Regions from separate parts of the Homo sapiens genome. Here region 2 is linked to region 1. Evidence: chromatin loops called from intact Hi-C (ENCODE). Cell type or tissue: heart right ventricle. All regions are shown on one strand. Each heading gives the region's core, and the rest is flanking DNA. Links, peaks and the distances in the headings are about the cores only.

Region 1 (11,007 bases), core at 1,129-9,128:
TGCAAAGAGTGATTTATCAGGCAGCTTCCAACACAGCTTAATTTTTGGAGGCAGGCAAAAGATGCCAAAAGGCTTTCAAAGCTGAGCCAGAATCCCCCAAAAGAAGGAAGCAGGAGAGACACTTTGAGGAGGGGCCCAACCAGCTGCTGGAGCATCTGTGGCGGCGAGTAACTCCTCCAGGGAGCTGGGAGCTGGCATCTGGCAACCTTTCTTCCCTCCTTCTGTGTCTGTGTTCAGAAATGGAAATCCTGGGGCGGTCCAATCAGGAGACAAGAATGCTCCCTCCCTCTCCCCTCCCTGGAAACCCCTCCCCCTTCATGCTTCCTTAGACAGGAAACTAAATTGCTGGGATGGGCCACCCTAATTGCTACTCTTTTAATAACTTGGTTCACTCCTTGAAGTTTGTGTAAACATCTTGGAATTCCTGTAGTTAAGGCAAGGAGGAGAAGCATATGACTTGCAGGACAGCCCCTCTACTGCAATGAACTGGCTTCTGAGGAGTCAGAGAAGAATGAGTCAATCAACACGGCCCCTCTGGAGAAGGTCCCCTTCCTCTCCACAGCCCCCAGAAGGTCCTGGAACTTAGCTTCACAGGTGTCCACCGGACTTCCCCCGCCGCCTGCACCTAGGAGACTATGTGTTGTCCTCTCCCTCCTAACTACCTGGATGCACTCCTAGGATGCTCACACACTCCTCACCTGCACTGGCAGAGCACCACAAATGCAGCCCAATATTCCACCTTTTCCTTCACATCATGATCCTGGAAAGGACCCATAGAGGTTATTTCATTGCATAAATAAGAATTCTGAGAGCACCCAGAGAAGTTAAGAGATTTGCCCAGAACAGCTCAGCAAGGTGTTGTCAGAGCAAAGACCCCAGGACTGGCCTCATCACCCAGCCAGGCCTCACGGTGAGGCACTCGCCTGCTCTCCTAGAGAGTGCTGGACTTTTCCATAGCTGCCAATCAGGTTTCGGATCTGGGATTTTCAGAGCCAGCCTTTCTCCGTGGCATCAAGGAAGGCTTTTATATCTTCCTCCATATGGAGTGAACAAGTGAAAAGAACTATTTGAAAACCAACAGAGTAGGAGGGGGCTGGGAAAGACACATGACTTCATCGGGTGCCATCTATTTCTTTCAACTCCTGTCCTTTTTGTACAATTGTTTTGTTTTATGGGGGTTTAGGAATTCAGACGCTGTGGTTTATTAGAAGCTCAAATAATTTGATGCAAGGGTAGGTAAGAGGTCTGAGAGGTGTTTGCTGCTTGGTAGCAGAAACAAGACGTTTTCTATTTTTCCTGTTATAGAAAAACAAACCTTCTAAATTCCCCTCTCCATGAGGGGACTGGGCTGGGGTTAGACAGGCTGTCCTGACAGCAACACAGCCAATGTCAGGGCACAGAGGCTCTTCCAGCCCTGTGAGAGGCACTGAGCAACAAGAGAGAGAGGCATTGCCAACTCCGAAAAGACCAAGTACAGCAGGTCCTTGAATAATGTCATTTTGTTTATTATAATATTGATGAGAAAAAAAAAATCAATTCCTCATCAGGACCACTGTCTCTGTGGAGTCTGCATGTTCTCCCACGTCTGCGTGGGTTTTCTCCGGGTACTTCGGTTTCCCTCCACATCCCAAAGATGTGCACCTGAGGTGGGGATTGGTGTGTCTGCGTGGTCCTAGTGTGAGTGCGTGTGGGGGTGTGTGTGAGTATGCCCCGCAATGGGAGGGTGTCCTGTCCAGGGCTGCTTTCCATCCTGAGCCCTGTTTCCAGGACAGGTTCTGGCCAGTCATGAACCTAAACTGAAATTAGTGGGTAAATAATTCTCTTACTTGTTTTTGTTTATCTTTCTTAAACATATGCATAGCTCACATTTATTTTCATGTTTAATATGGACATGCGTTGGCCTTTATTTACAAGTCGGTGATGTTTTTGTGACCAGAAATAAATCATAGAAATTTAATTCTTATTTATATCAATTAACCCATGGGAAAATTGGTTTCAGTGTAAGTGGTTGAGCTTAAAGTCTCAGTTTCCAAGAGCCTATTGACGAGGGTAAGGTATATCTTCTAAAAAACTAATGCTGAACACTTTAAGTCCCAAGAACTGTTTCGATGAGAATTTTAATTCAATTTCAGCCAGCGTCTAAGTGTTGTTACACATTTTTCTGTCTTCTTAAATAACACCACATTTTATTTTTGGTGTGGGGTCATCTTAGAAAATAATAAATATTTATCGAGGAGTTCACTATAAATATAAATATTCTCAGGTTTTTGGACACTTTTATGTTTTGTGACCTTATAACATTTTTGCTACAAAATGACATTTTTGTATTCATCAAAAATACTTTAATAGGAAGAGAGAAAGCACAGAGTAGTAGTGGAAAACTACACTAGGATTGCAAGCATTGGCTTCCAATGCCAGCAGTTCTGGATATCATAAGGGCTCAGTGTACAGGAACCAATCCAAAGGGGTCAGTAGCAGTTTCAGAGCAAGATCCCAGACTCAGGTGGAACTGGGTTTGGGATGAAAGCACATCAGGAACCAGAAAAAATAATTTTTTCAGTAGGTCTTGGGCACCACCAGGTGTCTGCAGATATCTTCAAGGGCTGACAGGTAAGTTGGTCTTTGGTGAGTGGAGTTATCTGAAATGGCCAGTGGCAGCAGGGATCAACTCAAGAAGGCAACTTCTCAGTGAAGCGACGTGTTATGGGGCAAGAGATTTAGCATAGTAAGTAAGGCATGGTTAGTATTATTTTAATATAGAGAATGTTGGCAGAGACTGTCTTAACTCTGAGATGTTCAGGTTCAAAACATTCTGGGACATTAGCCATGAAAACTAGAACTGGGTTCTAAGGACAGAAAATGAAGGGTGAGGAAACCTAAATAGAGTAGGATGGTGGGTAAGGAGGCTGAGCTGATCATGACAGTCACCCCAGCAGGGTATGACCAATGTCCAACTCACAAAAGATGTGGTTTCAGAACATGTCAGTCCTAGATGGGTGGGGGAGGATGATGGTAAAGGTGCCCATCTGAAGGCTGGTGCGTCCTAAAGGATTAGAAATGACTTAGTGTTAAGAAAATGACTAATGCTTCAGACTTTGCAGGCAGGCAGGACCCTGGGTTTGAATTCTGCCCATGTCATTTTTCATACAGGCAGAATTCAAACCCAGGAACCTGTCTTATGATCTCAGGTGCGTTATCTAAATTCTCTAAGTCACGATTTTCTCATCCAGAAAATTAATATCTATTCCATCTAAAAGGGATGAGTTTAAAGACTGGTCACCATTGTGTTTGTGTGAAGTGATGTAAGAAGAAGGAGGAAGGGCAGGAGGTGGAGGAGAAGGAAGGCGGAAGAGGCAGGATGGTATAGCTGTGGCAGTGGAGTAGGTGGATTGGGTCTACATGGTACCAAGGCTCAACCTAGGTAGGGAAGTGACACAGTGAATGTCAGCAGGACACATTTCAGGCCACCTTCACACCTCATCCTCAGGGTAGAAATTCTAAGATACTTTCTCTTCCAGCTCAGGATTGGCTCAAGAACTCTGTGCAGTAAAAGATGAATCCAACTGCAAGGTAGAGGCAGACAATGTTTACAATGTAGATATTTTACTGATAAAATAAAGCATGGAGACATGTGATTAGCCTTAATTTAATACTCAGGGCATTTATGTATCTCTGTAATATTATAAGAACATATTGAAAAAAAGTATAAGTCTTACTGCAAGTGTTGAATGCTAAATAGATTTAAGGAAGAGGTTGACATACCCTTGCTATACAGAACTCATCTTTTAAAATATTGTTTCTACATTTCAAGCCTTTATTTGACAGTTGTCACAGGAAGTAGTAGAGGAGTAGATGTTATTTGTAAGGAAAATCAGGACTTTTAACTTAGTAGTTATGATTGTTTAATAATAAACCTGTTGTCTTTGTTAATTATGCTGTGGTCATGTAAAATTTACCCTGCATTTCTTTCATATTGTCAAAGTTCCATAGAGGGCATAGGAGGAAAGGGTGATTTTACCAAAATGAAATTAGCTTTTGTATTCATCTGCACCTGGAAGAGCTCCTGGCACATAACAAAGAGAGAATACAGTACAAAGAGAACAGACTTGGAGGTCAGACAGACCTGTTTCCATCCCAGCTTCATGCTGACCTACCAACTTACTGACTGTGTGGCTTGGGGCCAGTTGCTTGACCTCTCTGAACTTGATTTTCATATATGTAAAATAAGACAATAAAACATCCTGAGAATGTGTAAGATATGAATCATTTTGCTTCCAATGCCTACCATTGAGTCTGGCAAACAATATTCAATAAGTGGTTCATTATTCAATATGAATTTGTTTAAGTGAACCAGGTGTATTTTCTAGAAAATTAATGCGGATTAATCCCTTTAAGTTCCAAGAAGAGTTTCCATGAGAATTTTAATTCAATATCAAACAGTGTCTAAGTGTTGTTACATAATTTTCTGTCTTCTTAAACAACACCACATTTTCTTTATGGTGCAGGGTCATCTTGCAAAATAATAAATATTTATGGAGGAGTTCACTATAAATATAAATAATCTCAGGGTTTTGGACACTTATGTTTTGTGACTTTATGACATTTTAGCTCCAACATTACATTTTTATATTCATACACGAATACTTTACTGAGTAAGAAGAGAGGAAACACAGTGTATTAGTGAAAAACTAGACTGAGAGTTGCAAGCATTGGCTTCCAATGCCATGCATTCCGTATGTCATATTCTCATCTAGAAAGAAAAAAAGAAAGTACACAGAAATATCTAGAAAAGACCTTTCTGTTGTTCCTATATTCTGTTTTGTTTATGTACGTCATTTTTCTCTCTGAAGCATTTTACTGGCCACCCTGAGGAATTCAGAGCCAGTGTCTCAAAGGAGGCCAAATGATAGCCAGGGTTTTTCTTGTGAAGCAATTAAGGCAAAGCCAGTTGCAAGAATGTGATGTGGGTTTTTGTGTAGAAAGAGGAAGTATGTGGGCAATTTGCTTGTTTGGTTATCAAAAACAAAATGTTCCAGGTTGTTGCATATTAAATAGAGGAGTCTCGTCTACTTAATCTTCAGTCTAAAAGACCCCTCCCATACAAAACCACCACAGACACTGGTTCTAATCAGCATTTTCTTCTTTGATAGGAAAACAATCAAGGCACTTTTCTCTAACATTAAACTGATATAAAGATTTGAACAAAAAGCAAGGATTTAAGTAAAAATAAAAGCAAAATGAAAGAAAGGTAACGAGGACACAAATTCAGAGAGAAAGACCTAGTGACAGAGACAGAAGAGCAGAAAAGGAAAAACAAACAAACAAACAAACAAACAAAACCAAAGGAAGGCAGATCCAGAGTACAACTGAAAGAGACCTTGACTATTTTCAAATTAAGCCTGTCTTTTTTCCCATAATAACAGTTACTTCATATCCTCTCAAAGTTGGCATGTTTCTCTTGGGAAGATAAATCCTCTCTGGCAAGCTCGCCACATTCAAGCTGAAGCAGGAAGCCCCAGTCATCATTGCATTATGCAATCCTGTGTCCGGCCAATAATTGCCTATCTGACATGCTAGCCTCCCACATTCCTGAGATTCATCTAGAACAGCCAGATTAGATTAGTGTGTATTTTCAGCTAGCCGACATCACCCTTAGCTGATGTGTCTCCTTTTGTCAGCCAAGGCTCTCCTGTTTTGCTCTACCCTATCCAATTTGTCCATACCCAGAGCAGCAAGTTCTTCCTATGGAAAGAAGGAAAGACAGATCTTTAGAGAGGACAGGCTTTATCCCAAGCCCCTATTACCAAAAAGTGTGGTATGGTGAAACTCCATGGTCAAGAAGCAACTGAAGGCAGTAAGAAAAATCTGGGTGACCAATTCGTCATTCCAGCTTAAGAATACACAACTGACATCATGTAGTACAAAGAACACAAGTGAAAGTTTAGAAAAATGAGGCTTGAGCCCTGTGTCAGCCACCCACTTGCTGTGTGATTCGAGATGTTTCTTCACTTTTCTAAGCCTCAGTCTCTTCATCCTTAAGTTAGACACAATAATAGATACTTCATCGGGTTATTGAAATGATCAAATGAGATGATGTGACCCTTGGACCATATTTTCCCATCAATAAATGCTATTGATGTGTGCTGGATATTTGTCAAGCATTGCCTCAATGTTTGTGTTTCCAGTCCTGTGTTCTGTGATAGCGTTTAGCGTAGTGTGCTGTAACTGTGTATGCACGCTCTTCTAACATAGTAGCAGTGCGTGCCTTCATCCGGAGCCTACCAGAGGGTATGAAAATCAGGCAATCAGGCATTTGCATTGAATATCGAAGAAAAAGAAAAAAGAAGAGAGGGCGAATTAAACAAGGAGAAAGGAAGGAAGGAAGAAAGGGAAGGAGAGAGGGAGGGAGGGACGGAGGCTGGGAGGGAAGGAGGGAGGGAGGACGGAGGGAGAAGGGAAGGAAGGAAGGAAAACCCATGATTAAGCAGTCAGCCAAACTAGGGTTAGAGTAAATGGATTAACCTTCAACACTTGATTCTCCCCTACTCTCTATAGACCACACTACTCTAACCAGCTGAGCTTCCTCACTGAACAGCATCTGCCATTCTATTTCTGTCACCATGCTTTTATTCATGTGGCCCCCATGCCTGGGATATTCTCCATCCTCATCACTAGCTCTTCCAAAGTTCCTCATCTTACAATAGTTGGCACTGTGGCTTCTTTGGGGGAGCCCCTCTTGACTACTCTAGGCCACACAATGACTAATTTCAATGATTCCACTTTTTAGTCTATTTCATGGCCGAATCATCTCTGCCCAGGACGTTATTCTGTAAGTCCTACTACTAGAGTTCTGAGAAGAATGTTCTTGGCATGACCTATACTCTTCAGTCTTGGGAGGCTGGAGTCCTTGTCTGGCCAGTGGTTCATAGAACTGGGCCTCAAATACGTGTTAAGTCATCCAGATGTTTATACAGAGGAGATAGATTTTTCTGTCAATGGAATCAACAGTTAACACCCGCACTGAGACACCATGTTGCAAGATGCACCTCTAGTGAAGACAGAGAATTGTAAGTGCTTCCTGGACTTCAGATTGGGTTACCCAGCACTGGCCTTGCCTCAGGCCCTGCCTTAGGAAATAGCATTTCTGCCTCAGCCCTGTGTGTAAGGAGGGTAGAACTGCTGTAACTAAGTACCACAAATCGGATAGCTTCAAACAACAAAAATCTAGTCTCTTACAGTTCTGGAGGCCGGAAGTCTAAAATCATGGTATCCATGGACCATGCTCCCTCTGAAACCTGTGGGGGATCCTTCCTCACCTCTTCCTAGATTCTGGTGGTTTGCTGGAAACGTCTGGCATCCCTTGGCTTTTAGCTGCATCATGCTCGTCCTCCAGTACTCACGTGGCATTCTCCCTGTGTGTCTCTAACATGGATGTCTTCACATGGACGTTTTCTTATGAAGACAGCAGTCATATTGGGTACAGAGCCTGTCCTACTATGACATGAACTCGTGAACTAATTATACCTGCAACAACCCTATTTCTAAATAAGATCACATTTGGAGGTACTGGGAGTTAGGGCTTCGATATATCTTTTTGAAAGGGAACACAATTCAATCTGTAACTCACTGAATTGTACACCAAAGCCAAGAAGGCCAAGAGGTAAGGAAACAAACATCAGAACCACAAGAGAGGAACAGAGGGTGGAGTGACTTCAGAGAGGCCAAGAAGTTACTGTCAATGGTTTTTAGGACTCATTTTGATTGGTCTCCTGCTGAGTGGTGAGGCCTGATTCAAGGGCACAGAAAGAGAGCACCAGTGAAGTGTCTTGTAATAAACAAATGCCTGTTGAAGGCCGTCTTTGAGCTACACACTGTGACCACAGTGACCTGGCAGTGTAAAGTGTGTGTTTAATGCCTCAGAGCCTCACAGAATAAGGTGAGGGGAGAATAGTGGAAGGAGAGATGACTATCAACTCTCATTAGCCCTGTGGGAGGTGAAAACTAGAAAGATTGTCTCGTATGAGTAATAAATATGGAAAATTGAATGAAGTCAACCTCTCTATAAAAATAATTTATTAATTACCCTGCCTTTAGAGTCTCACTTTACTGAGTCCTACAATTTGCAAATTAACTATTGGCCCAACTTGGCCTATTGAAGGGATAATGAGTATTAAAGAGAACCTGGTCTCTGAAGTTCGTGGATGAATCATGATGATTATCAGTGACTCACAACCCTTGCATCTTCAAAAGGCTTCCCCTGATGCACCAGTGGAGGACTCAGTCCTCAGCTTTTGAAGTGGAGTTTGGCAGTAAAGGTGGGACTTGGGGCTCCTGGTGGGGCCACCAAGGGAGAAGGTCTTGAGGAATGTGGGTGGGAGGAGCATGGCATCCACAGCTTCAGCTCCTGCATTTGATATTTATTAGGGACAACTTGATGAAGGGCACTCTGGGAATGTTCTTCTAGGACCAAGAAGAGAAACACTTGATGGCCTTTAAAATATGTGCCTTTAACTGCCTTCCCTGAGGCCAGGTGGCTGTGCCAGGGTTTAGCAGCACTTTGATCCCACTTCTGTGTTCAGAGTCCTCAGAGCTCTGGTTCAGGGTCATCAAATTCATTCCAAAAGTGACGTATTCCATAAATGAGGAATTAGTTGTCAGTAACTAGGTCATTGACAATGAGTTATTGAGTGTCTTGAGAACTGCAGCTAGCAGATGAAAACATTAACAGAATTCCTTTTCCTTCCTCTAATAAAGACCACTGATATCAGGGGACACAGGGTGAGGGATCCCTGGAGGTAAAAGAAGAAATTGTCCTAAAAAATGTATAACTAGCAAATGCAACTAAAACCCACATCAATGGATGTGAGCACAAGAGAACTGCTTTTTGGTTATCAGGGGCACAGTTTGGCAACACAATAACAACAGTTACCATTTACTGAGCACCCAGGATGTCTCAGTTTCTTACCAGATATTTTGCAGATTCAACTCTGAAAGGCTGATATTATTATCTTCAAAGTTTACTTGTTTTAAACATGAAGATCCTGGGCTTACATTGGCGACATAACTTTCTCCAAGTCACACTCAATACAATTGCCAGAGCTGTGATATGAAACCACCTCTATGTCACCCCTAAGCTCTGTAGTCTGAGGGAGGAGGAATTACTTTGAGTTCTACTTGATATGAATTTGAATAGGTCTTCCCCACAGAGCAAGTTCTCAGCATGTATTTATTGAAAATTGAATGATCCACTTTGCAGCCAGGTAACAGTGCTGAGCCATTTCTGGTGGGATGACAGAAGGGATACATGCCCACCTGCTTCCAAGAGCAACTTTATGCCCCAGAGCACATGCCAGAGCTGCTCTTGACACGTTTCAAGAGGTTTTGCAGGTCCAGGACACTGCTGTGCTATAAATCAGCAACTGGTTTACCCTTTCCAACAATGATTGCTGAATTTGAAGCTCAAATGTATATAATTATCATCCTTAATACATGGGCTTTGCACTCCTACAAGGTTTTCCATCTTCAAAGTGTCTTATGAACATTAACTAATTAATCTAGGCTGCACATTGTGCCAAGGCCCAGAGGGCTTAAACTGCTCAGATCTGGGATGGTCCCTGTTGATGGTAATTACACGGAACACATTGGGTACTCTTTCACTTAATATATATTGGTGCAGTGTGTCATCACAATGCCATCATCCCCACTACAGACATTGCCCAGTGGCTGGCCCTATGGGTTAGGCCTATACTTGGGGCTACAAAGAAACAAAAGCCAGAGGCCCTTGTCCAAGCAAATGATGCACTGGTAGCTAGCAAACGCATAGTGCTTTACAATAAGAAATAAGGCTTCCGGACTGGCAAGGTGGCTCATGCCTGTAATCCCAGCACTTTGGGAGGCTGAGGCATGCGGATCACCTGAGGTCAGGAGTTTGAGAACAGCCTGACCAACATGGAGAAACCCTGTCTCTACTAAAAATACAAAATTAACTGGGCGTGGTGGTGCATGCCTGTAATCCCAGCTACTCGGGAGGCTGAGACAGGAGAATCACTTGAACCCAAGAGGCAGAGGTTACGGTGAGCCAAGATCGTGCCATTGCACTCCAGCCTGGGCAACAAGAACGAAACTCTCCGTTTCAAAAATAAATAAATAAATAAATAATAATTTAAAAAAAATAAGGCTTCCCATGAATTTATTTGTTCAAATAGGTCTGTTTTCTTTCTTTTCTTTTCTTTTTTTTTTTTTTTTTTTGAGACGAAGTCTCGCTCTTGTTCCCCAGGCTGGAGTGCAATGGAGCCATCTCGGCTCACTGCAACTTCCGCCTCCCAGGTTCAAGCGATTCTCCTGCCTCAGCCTCTCGAGTAGCTGGGATTACAGGCACCTGCCACCAAGCCCGGCTAATTTTTGTATTTTTAGTAGAGATGGGGTTTCACCATGTTGGCCAGGCTGGTCTCGAACTCCTGACCTCAGGTGGTCCGCCCACCTCGGCCTCCTAAAGTGTTGGGATTACAGGCATGAGCCACCGCGCCCAGCCCATTGGTCTGTTTTCTATCACTGCAGATTAGTTTGCATTTTCTAGGACATAATAAAAATGGATTCATATACAGTCATGTGCTGTATAATAATGTTTTAGTGAAGGATGGACTGCATGTAAGACGGTGGTCCCATCAAATTATACTGCTGTGCTTTTTTTACTGTGTCTTTTCTATGTTTAGATACACAAATACAGTGAGGCATTGCTTAAAAATGGGGATATGTTCTGAGAATTGCTTCCTTGAGTAGACATTATAGTGTACTTACACAAACCTAGATGATATAGCCTACTACACACCTAGGCTAACTGGTATGGCCTATTGCTCCTAAGACTACAAATTTGTGAGGCATGTTGTACTGAATACTGTAGGCAACTGTAACACAATGGTAAGTATTTATGTATCTAAACATAGAAAAGGCCCAGTAAAAATATGGCATAGAAGATAAAAAAGGGTACACGTGTATAGGGCACTTACC
Region 2 (11,007 bases), core at 2,091-10,090, 65 kb before region 1:
GGTTTCTTCCTCTGTGAAGTAGACATAACCATACCTATCACATGGATTCCTGCAGATGGCGGATAAGGAAACCATGTAGGTATGTGGAAGATAGTAAGTGATCAATAAATGGAAGCTATAGTTATTTCCATTTTTTTTTTTTGCAGAAGCCATGAAGCAGGGAGTGGTAGAGGCAGTAGCATCAGGTCTGAGGCTGGGCCATGTGCAGTCCACTCCACTCCATGTAAATAGCCTTCATGTCAGTCTTAAATCTTTTCTCTTTAAGACACAGCTCATTAAAACCATCTGCTAGCCACCCTTGGTTAGCTGAGGCTAATCCCTGTTTACTGTAAATGTCAAAATGTGTAAGGAGACCTGAGGGTGGGGAGTGGCTGGAGAAAAACACAAAAATCCTTTGAAAAAAACAAGGAACCTCTAGAATGACGAGCGTCCTCCTGCAAGTGAAAAGTCTTCGTACTTAATCCTCCTAATGTCAGCGGTGTCGATTCATACAAAAGGTTGCCACATGTTCTACAAGACTGAACTTGCATTTCCGCTATAAATGTGTTACCAATGAGTCCAGACTTGCAGCTCCACCAACTGAGGTAGGTATATGGAGCCTGAAGGTCCTGAGGGTCAGGCTCCCCAACCTCCATGGACCTGCAGAAGGAAGGGACTCTTGGCCTTGGCAGAAAAGGCACATCTAACCGGAGGTGCCTGATGGCATTGGCAGCAAGGACCCGAAACCCCTCCTTGACCCCCTTTAAATGCCAGGCACAGATGTCACCTCGCTGGCTGTGGTATTTTGTGCTCTCATTCTTTGCTGCACATGTGTGGGGTCCTTTTTCACCAGGGATGACCTAAAACAAATGTCGAGGCAAAATCTAACATTAGACAAAGAGATTCCAAATCTCAAATGACTTCAACTGCTTTTGCAGCTGTCTCAGAAAAATTCTTCCCCACTAACACCAATAGCTTTCTTTGGTCCCCAAACTTGTAAATATTAAATTCTCCATTCAAGCTCAAATAACCCTGCAGCTCCTTTCCACCCCACACAACCCTTCCCTCACTTTCACCTTCTCATTAACTCTCCTTTGTTCTATCAAAAAGCTCAGGAAGAGTTCAGTTTTTTGAAAGTCCTGTTGTTTCTCTTTGAATCCTATCTCACCTCCTTTTTTATTAAAATCCGCATCATGGGGCTGAGCATGGTGGTTCATACCTATAATCCCGGCACTTTGGGCAGTAGAAATGGAAGGATCATTTAAGGAGTTTGAGACCAGCCTGGGCAACAAGGCAAGAACCAGTATCTACAAAAATTTTTTAAAAATTAGCCTAGCCCATTAATGTGGTGTGTGCCTATAGCCCCAGTTACTCAGGAGGCTGAGGCAGGAGGACCACTTGAGCCCTAGAGTTCATGGCTGCTGTGAGCTATGGTCATGCCACTGCCCTCCAGCCTGGACAACAGAATGAGACCCTGTCTCAAAGAAAAAAGTCTACATTGTGAAATAAACAAAAACAGCGGAAGAATATCTGCCTCAGGGAAAAAAAGAAAGGCTTTGATTAGAGATTAAGATGGGTTCAAATGTTGTTCTTGCCACTAGTTATCTGGGTAACTTTGGGCACATGAATCATTCGCATGTGACGGTCATTACCTGGAATTATGCAGTGGACAGACAACCTGTGCTACCATGGACCCTGCCTCTGAGCCATGGTTCCATATTCATAAAATGGGGGATGCTTTCTGACTCATGAAATTATGAGAGAAATATGTCTAGTGTGAAAATTTTCTGATAATGGTAAAGCAAATTTAATTAGAAATGTTAATAAAAATTGCAATAAAATCAGTAACTTTACCTTTGATAGCTTGTTTTGTGTTCTACAAAGATATGAACACATCATATGGCACAAAAATGCAAAGACATCATCCAGTCCAATACCCTCTTTGATTCTTTGTCCTGAACTAGGTTGTTCAATAAAGGAACTTAAAAGCATTCTTTTTTTTTTTTTTTTTTTCCGACAGAGTCTCACTCTGTTGCCCAGACTGGAGTGCAATGATGCAATCTCGGCTTGCTGCTATCTCCGCCTCCCAGGTTCAAGCAATTCTCCTGCTTCAGCCTCGCGAGTAGCTGGGACTACAGGCATGCACTGCCACACCGGGCTAATTTTTTGTATTTTTAGTAGAGACGGGGTTTCACCATGTTGGCCAGGCTGGTCTCAAACTCCTGACCTCAGGCGATGGACCTGCCTCGGCCTCCCAAAGTGCTGAGATTACAGGGATGAGCCACCATGCTCGACCAAAAGCTTTCTGAGTAACTTGTGTCAATGTTTCTTTTGTTAACAATTAATTGATTCTCTAGGGTGAATCTTAGTATCCCATTCTACTACCTAAAATTTGGTTCAGACTTTATTTGAATGCAGGGCCCACATCGTAGCCTAACATTGAGTTGAAGAGAGTGAGGGGCCTGGGGCTTTACAGAAAGAGTAGTGGTTCCCTCTGCACATACTCTGTCAAACTGGATTCTTTTCAACAAATTTTTACAATTGCAATTGACATAAAGAAATCCAAGCCTATGATGACAAGATGTTAGAAAATGCAGTGTGTAATTTGTAACTGAGACACTGACAGTTAGCTCCCAAAATACAGAGAGAGGGTCATCAAGATGTGGCACATTTTGGGGTCTTCTCTCTCACCAATCACAGATTCAGGGCCCCTGATACAATGGACTAGTCCTCTGTCGCCAGGCTTTCCTCACTTTCATGTTGGTTGTTATTGGAACAAATTAGTCTTCTCCCTTCTTCCCTTTCAAGGAGGCTTCTCAATCTGCTTTGCAGACACAGAGTTTGCTTTTTCCTGTGGTGCTCACCCTTTAATTTGTCCTGATGTGTCTCTTCCTACCTTAAATGCAGTACGGGTATAATTTGGATCTATGCTCTTGTACCTTCCAAAACTCCCCTGGGAGCAACTTAGCACATTTCCTGCATGGTGTAAGAGCTCTGAAAATGCTAGATGCTAGTATTAATATTATCAAATGGCTCAAGAGAGCAAAGAGGAGGCCACAAAGTCTCTAATGAGCTGGCCTCAAAAGTCACACACTGTCATCTCTATCACACACTCTTGGTCACACAACCAGCTCTGATTCATTGTGTAAGGAAATTATCTAAACGTGTAAATACCAGGAGGCAAACATCATTTGGGAGTACATGGAGGCTGCCGACTACATATATTTTCATGCTTTTTAAATTGGCATCTAAAATATTCTTCACAAATACAAATAGTTGTAAATGGTATACTTCTGTGTGTATATTATTTAAGTACATAGTTATGTTAATATAGATTATGTACATATAAACCTATTTTAATGAAACTCTTATATCTGTAATTTAATTTTAGTATATGGAAGATGCCCACCATAAAGCCAATTGAAAATGAAATTTGACCCCATTTAAAAAATTAAAATAAATATATTGATATCCATTGTTATCATAATACACTTCTGAATTCTTATTCTAACAAAAAGAAAGAGAAAGAAAGAGACACAGAGAGACAGTGATGAGAAAGAGAGAGGAAGCTGTCGGGCCTTGCTGGGAGTCTGTTACCTGGATTCAATAAGCCTAGTATTTTTTATGGATGCCATCTTTACTTTGTCCTAGAAGGATGCTTCCTTCAGAGAGATGCGTGTTCCACTTATGTTATAATATTCTTTTGTTGGAATATTTTTACACTTTGGACCAATGCACCATGCAAAGATTCAGAATGGGCATATTTTGATTGCAGTCGAAGGACAATTATCAAAGGCGTGTGGGATAAGAGAACAGGTAGACCCCAGGTATCCTCCTAGGCAGGTCAGTTTTAGGAAAGAGCACCTATGGGTGTCATGGGTCTAAACATTGATAAGCTGAAATCTATCCTTGCCCTCACGTCCTCAGAAGGTGTTTGAGTACCTACCCTCAGTGGTACACATTTCCTCAGTTAGGATACCTCAGCTTAAATGACTTAATACAAGTTTAACATGAAGATTGTATGGCATGTATTCATTAAGTATCTATCAGAGAATTCTAATTCCTGAGAGCAAAGTTCTTATACAACTGCCTGTTCTAGTGCAAATAAGGGCTTCTTTAACATGGGCTTCTATATCCTTGATGATGAGAACCATGTACTCCATGCCTATATTGCCCCAGGGCTTAATTCAGTGCTATCAGAAATAGGACACTGATGGACATTGAGTAGCATAATGCTACCATTCCTTCTCCATACCCTCATACATCCAGGGCCAACATCACTGATGTGGCCTCAGAATTCTTCACAACACAAAGTCCCAGGTGACCCTCCTAATCTACTAACTTAACACATCAATTAGGCCCTATTTCCCATCTTAGTGGCCAATCCATTGCTGTAATGTTAATAAATGCTGTAACAGCTTGCATGACAATCTCTAACTTCGCATGCCTAAAAGTCTCATAAAGATCACAGTATCACATTGCTGCATTCTATTGTCTGGAGAAAGTCATAAGAGCAGACCAACCCCAAGGGATAGAAAATTGTGTCACTGCTTTAAGGGCGCTGCTGCAAACTCACCTTGCAAAGGACATGGATACAAAGAGGAGGAAATTTTTGGCCAACCTTTGCAACCTACCATACATATTTTTGGCACAGGTAGCATTCTACTGTTTGGTTCCTCACCCCCAACCAGGCTGGACTTCTCAGTTAGTATTGTTTGAGAGAGCTATATGTCAGGCCACAGCATAAATGGTTGAGATTTGAAGATGAATGATATAAACCTCCAAATATCTTCAAGGGGTTCACAATATAAGTAAATAATGAGCCAGTTCAGTTCAAATGCATTGAGCAATAGCTCTGTAACATCTGCTCTACCTGGCAATAGAGGGACAGAGAGGAGTGAGACCCCACCTCTCATCTGGAGAAACTCAGAGAAGAAAGGAAAGAAATAAAGAAGGATTTTGCTCTTCTGTAACAAAGCATGTCACAGAAGCCGTTGGCATTTTTGAAGGCTGAGATTTCCTTATTCACACATTGCCTTCTTTAAGAAAAGACACACAGTATATATAGGGTTTGTAGGGAAGAGAGGAAAGCGAGAACATGAGTGTATACTGGAGGACTCCTCTCACTTACCCGCTGATGAAATGGGCTTTCTGTACTGAGCCTCTCCATCTCTGTGCACATGAGAATGTATGGACAGGACATTGGAAGAAGAAATAGTCTGTATCCTGAGATGCTGGGGGCCACTAGGAAATTCAGCAGAACTATCCCGCCCCGCCCCCAGCCTTGATTGTTAGGCCCTTCTGAGGGTCTATAAATAGCACTGTTTATAACAGATATCTATAAATATACCTGTTATAAAATTGCAAACATCAACTTTTGTCTGCCATATATGCTCACATTCATTGATGGTCTGCAGCAGATAATTATTGTAAATTAGGCATTATTGAATTTGAGAACTGCAAAGGAAACACTATTTCTTGAGTTGAACTATGCAAACAATACATCCTTACATCAGGGCACAGAGGCACTGTGGACTGATCATCAGCTCACCCTTCAAGGACACAAAAAGGAACAATCCCTGAGCTTCAATTTCCTCAACTGTAAAGCAAGAGGTGTGAGAGTCAGATTGGAGTCTCTGGGACCTCTCGTCCTTCCCTCAGCTTCTACTTCCCTTTTATTCTACATCATTAGTGAAAATTCCAAATGTCACCTATCAGTGGGACTGTTCCCATCTTTTTAAAAGCCTTTGAAGTCAGGTGTTATGTCAGTATTGCTCATAGTTTGTTAGGAGCATTCATCTAGCATAGTGTTTCGTAGATAGAGAGGGTGAAATAAATCATTAAAGAAGGAATGCATAAATGACTGGAGGTGACAAGCAACACTAGGATGGGAGATGGTGATTTGGCAGGATTCAGACCTTCAGCTGACAGTGTGAATCATGCAAGTCCTGCTTCTTGCCAGCAATGTCCCAATGTCAGCAGAAGACAAACCCGAGCAGTGACATGACTCCCATGACCCATTCCTTCTTGAAATATCAGCCAGGCCACTTCCTCCAATCACATGGGATAGGCGCTGGGGTTGGGCTCCTCTCACATTCTTAGGAATGCAAGCTCTTGTCTTCCCAGGGACCCTCAAATATATGCCACATTGCTAATGTCCTCCAGGGAACGGCTATGGGAACAACCTCGGGCCTTGCAGGAAGGAAGAAGGTTCAGGGAAGGCCGTGACTCACAGTTATTTTAAGCTCAAGTTCTCTCAGTTCAAGCAGAGGTCACACTTCTTTCTTGGAGGCAGAGGAGCCCCAAACCTGGTGTGGGCTTTAATAGAAAGAACCGCCATCTTGGGCTTTTAAGAAGGTGGCCTCTGCCCCTGTTTCCCAGCCCTGACTCCAGTGATGTCCTTGAGCTAGTGTCTTCTCTTCAGTGAATTTTGGTATTTCAATCTTTAAAATTCATCTACTTAAAAATATTAATTAAGAACCTACTACATGCCTGGAATAGTACTGGGTGTTAAAGATAAGGCTGTTAAAAGGAAAAAAAAAATCTGCTCCTAGGAAAAGTTTATTTTAGTGGGAGGAGACAAATAATAAGCAAATAAAAATATAGTATGGCAGGTGATGGTATATGCAGAAACAATAAAGCAGAGTTTGAAAAAGAATGCTGTATGGTGGCTCGTGCCTATAATCCCAGCACTTTGGGAGGCCAAGGCAGGAGGGTCACTTGAGGCCAGGAGTTCCAGACCAACCTTGACAACATAGTAAGACCCTTTCTTTATAAAAATAAAAAATAAAATAGGTGGCGTTAGGGGTAAGGGAAAGACATGCAAGGACTTTGGTGTTTTATATAGTCAGGTCAGGAAACGTTATTGGCATAGTGATGTGAAGGCTGTGAGGGAGTAAGCTAGGGAGATATGCAGAGGGAGGGAGCTAGAATGAGAGGCAGGGGAAGTGCATTCCAGGAAGTACACAGACTCCCAAGGCAGGAGCATGGTGGGGTGTTCAAGGAACAGAAAGCAAGTCAGCAGGCTGGAGAGGGACAAACCAGGAGAGGAGCCCCTGTGAGTCACAGTCAAGATGTGGCATTTTCTTCTGAGTGAGATGGCATGAAAGCCATGGGGGATTTTGGACAGCAGAATATAATAGACTACTGGGTCAAAGCAGAGAGATCAATTAAGAGAAGTAGGCAGATTCAGGTATTTGACAGGATGTGCTCATCAATTTAACATGGAGTTGAGAGAAAGAACAAAATTAAGTTTAACTTCAAGGTTTGGGGCCTGAGCAAATGAACAAAATATATATGAGATGTACTGGAACATTTGCACATATTGTTTTTGAGAAGTCTTTTATAAACTCAAATAGCCATGCTGGAGAGATAGTTGGATATCTAAATCCGGAGAACAGAAGGAAGTCCTTGTCTAGTCATGAAACCTTTCAGAATCAGGATATCTTGCCTGAACCACAACACACAGAAAATGACTTGCGTGACTATTTTCCCAGTTCTCCCAAGTATTATACATAAATTTAGTACCAAATGCATAGAAGTTAATTCTTCCCATGCAATGTGTGCCTTACAGTGATGGTTCTCGAGGTATAGCCCAGTACCCAGCAGCATGACATCACCTGGAACTTAATGAAAATGCAGATGCTTAGGTTCCACCACAAACTTCCTGAATCAGAAACGGGGGGGCAAGAAGTATGTAACCAAGCCCTCCAATTGATTTAGACCCCTGAATTAATGCCTAGGACACTGGTGCTTAATTTCTTTTGGAACCTGAATGAGGAAACCGAGAAACTATAAAATGATGTGATTTGGTTTAGTGATACTCTGTAAAAGTCATTTCATCTACTGTACCTTCTTACAGGGCAAGAGACTTAAATATGTCATGGGCTTTCATGTACGGTACATCTCTAATCAGCTTTGTGCTTCCAAATGTGCACTTTAATGTTGGCTTGTCCAGCCACATTGTCAATGGCAAAGACATAAATTACAACTGAGGTTAGCACTGGAGAAGGTGACTTGAAATATAGTCATAAGTATAATAGTAAAAAGAACTCATAATCTAAATTTTTTTTTAGAACTAATATACTCTATCATGAATTTGTCCATTGGTGAGTACATCCTTGGAGAAGCATGAAACACAGCTTTAAGCCACGAGTCTTGAATATTTTACACTAGTCTACAAATCATTTCCATTCTTAAGGGAATGATTTTAACCGAATCGGAGTATAAAATTCATTCATTCAGTTGGTATACATATGCTATATGCTAAATGCAAGGAAGGAAGGGAGGGAGGGAGGAAGGAAGGAAGGAAGGAAGGAAGGAAAGAAAAAAAAGGGAAGGGAAGGGAAGGAAGGGGAAGGGAGGAGAGGGGAGGGGAGAGGAGGGGAGGGAAGGGAAGAGAAGGGAAGGGGGAGGGAATTATCTAAGTCCCGAATTGCCTTAGTGTGATTAGGTTTAGCAACTAGGCGTTATCAAAGCTCACTGCTGTGTGTTTCAACTCCAGCTTCCACAGATTCTAGCTGTTTTAACCTCCTGCAAAGTGTTTGGCTTCAATAGGTTTTGGTTTGCTTCATCTGACTAATGAGAATAATGATAATATCTACTAACAATGAAGCTAAAACTTTCAGAGGGAACACAGTGAGCCATCATTAAAATGTTACATCTTTATAGGGCCATTTGTCTTGACATTGGTCATATTTGTAATTGCATATACATATTGTACTTTTACAAATGTATCATTCACAGTGGATAGGAACAACTCTAGAGTTTACAATCTTTTTATCAGGCATATCTGGAACAATATCTAGAACTTACTATGCATTCAATAAATAGGTTTCAGATAATGAATACAAGAGTAAACAGGAACCCTGACTTACAGCATAGGACTACAGGACTGGGGAGAGAATCATGCTACAACTGCAGTCGAGGTATGTGCGAAGCGCCATCTGGCTTTGAACTTACTAAAGTGTTTGGATTTTTGAACTGCACCTCTTCAAGAATCTGTTTCCTCTTAATTGGGAGTACCTAAGCCTAAGCCGTATTAGCCAATAGTTCGTAGTTATGCTTTTCACAACTTTCCAAGCGTGTTCATTGAAAATCAGGATGTAACTGAAGAGCACACGAACAGCAACAATTAAGACTTTATGAGTAACAGAAAAGCCAACTAAGAGCGACTCTGACCTAAGGGCCTTTCTTTTTACGTAAAAATACCTCTTCACTTACCCAGAAATCCAAAAGTAGCAGTCTAAGGATTGTTCCAGCATCTTGATGGTATTATAGAAGAACACATGACTTATCCCTCCACTCTGCCATCCACAGGTTCTTGACGTCAGCTTTCAGGTCATTTGCTTCCTCCTGGATACAAAATAACCATTTCAGCTCTCTGCATTAGGTGTTCCTTCAGCCTGATTTTTAATTGTATTATTTTAAACGTAATTTATACAGAAAAAGCACATAAAGACTAAATAAAGAACATAACAAAGACAATGTAACCACCACCCAAGCCAAGAAATAAACATTGCCAAAACACTTTACGCTATGGGTCTCTTCCGGTCCTCCTTCAGGACATAATCATGGTCCTAGTTTATGGAAACCCTTTGCTTGTGTCTCTTTAGAGATTTACCACTTATGTGGACATGGCTAAATGGTATGGCTTTGTAGTTTCCTCCGGTTTTATACCTCATTTAAATGGAATTATATTATATGTATGCTTTTGTAAACTGCTTGGTTTATTCAGCATTTATTTGGTAATTTTCACACATTTCATTTTGTAGAGTTGTAAGATAATCATTTTCATTACTGTATAGAATTTTATTTTAAGCATATACCACAGTCTGACTGGACTGTGTCTTGTTTGGGGCTGTTATAAAAAACAAAAAACCAACAACAAAAACAAATCGCCACTATGAGCATTCTTGTAACTTGCAGGTGATATTCTTCATCATGCTAAGGAACTTCTCTTCTGCACCTAATTTGTTAGAAGATTTATTTATTTATTTACTTAGAGAGGGAGTCTCTCTCTGTCGCCCAGGCTGGAGTGCAGTGGCGCCATCTCGGCTCACTGCAAGCTCCGCCTCCTGGGTTCACTCCATTCTCCTGCCTCCGCCTCCCGAGCAGCTGGGACTACAGGCACCCACCACCGCGCCTGGCTAATCTTTTGTATATTTAGTAGAGACGGTGTTTCATCGTGTTAGCCAGGATGGTCTTGATCTCCTGACCTCGTGATCCACCCGCCTCAGCCTCCCAAAGTGCTGGGATTACAGGAGTGAGCCACCGTGCCCAGCGAGAAGATTTTTTTTTATAAATCTTGAATAAATATTAAATTTTATCTAATACATTTTACTGCCTCAAGATGATTATATAGTTCTTCATTATTTATTAATATAGTAAATTAGATTACTGACTTGCTACCTTTCAAAACACTTTGCATTCCTGTGTTAAACCCAATGTGATCATAATTCGCATCTTTTTAAATTTATTTGACGTCAAATTCAGCTTGCTGATTTGTTAACAATTTTTCATCTCATGAGTGAGGTTTGCAGTAAATTTACTTTCTTCTAATGTTCTCATTAGGTTGTGTATTATGGTTATGCTTTCCTGATAAAATTAACTAAGGAGTGATTCTTCTTTTTCTGTTCCCTAGAAGTTTACATTTGATTTCCATGTTACTTGAATGTAAAGCCAACTGAGGTTCGACTTTTCTTTTGGGGGTTTTTAACCATTAATTTAATTTGTTTAATGATATAAACCTATTTAGGTTTTTCTATTTTTCGTGCACACTTTTGGCAAGTCCCTCACCCCACATACACTTCAATATTAAAAAGAAATATTTAAATGCATTGGCATAAAGTTGTTTGGAGTACCATCTTATTAACTTTTCAGTGTCTACAGGCTCTGTAGTAACGTTCTTTGTTTATTTACAACTTTGGTAATTTGTACTTCCTTTTTTCTAAATCAGCCTCTGAGAATATTTTAAACTTTAATATTTTTGTTTAGTTTTGTTTTCGAATAACAAAGGTTATCGGCACA

What was found. Hi-C counts contacts between places; a loop is a spot of excess contacts. Peaks named below come from ENCODE experiments on the same cell type or tissue, not always from the same donor. Only the 100,000 strongest peaks of a DNase experiment are listed, where the experiment ranks them.
Region 2: it touches region 1 in a loop (3.0-fold over the local background); 8 of 110 quality-filtered maps call a loop at or near these places.

The regions. Positions count from the first base shown.
Region 1 is chr2:12,813,823-12,824,829 of GRCh38, reverse strand. No RefSeq gene overlaps it. Among named protein-coding and RNA genes, the nearest start is that of MIR3125, 82 kb to the right of the region's middle. RefSeq lists an enhancer at 7,324-8,523. In heart right ventricle, for the core only: no CTCF peak of the experiment used is centred there; a DNase peak (open chromatin) is centred at 5,539; H3K27ac peaks cover 7,699 bases.
Region 2 is chr2:12,880,058-12,891,064 of GRCh38, reverse strand. No RefSeq gene overlaps it. Among named protein-coding and RNA genes, the nearest start is that of MIR3125, 150 kb to the right of the region's middle. In heart right ventricle, for the core only: no CTCF peak of the experiment used is centred there; a DNase peak (open chromatin) is centred at 6,074; H3K27ac peaks cover 2,131 bases.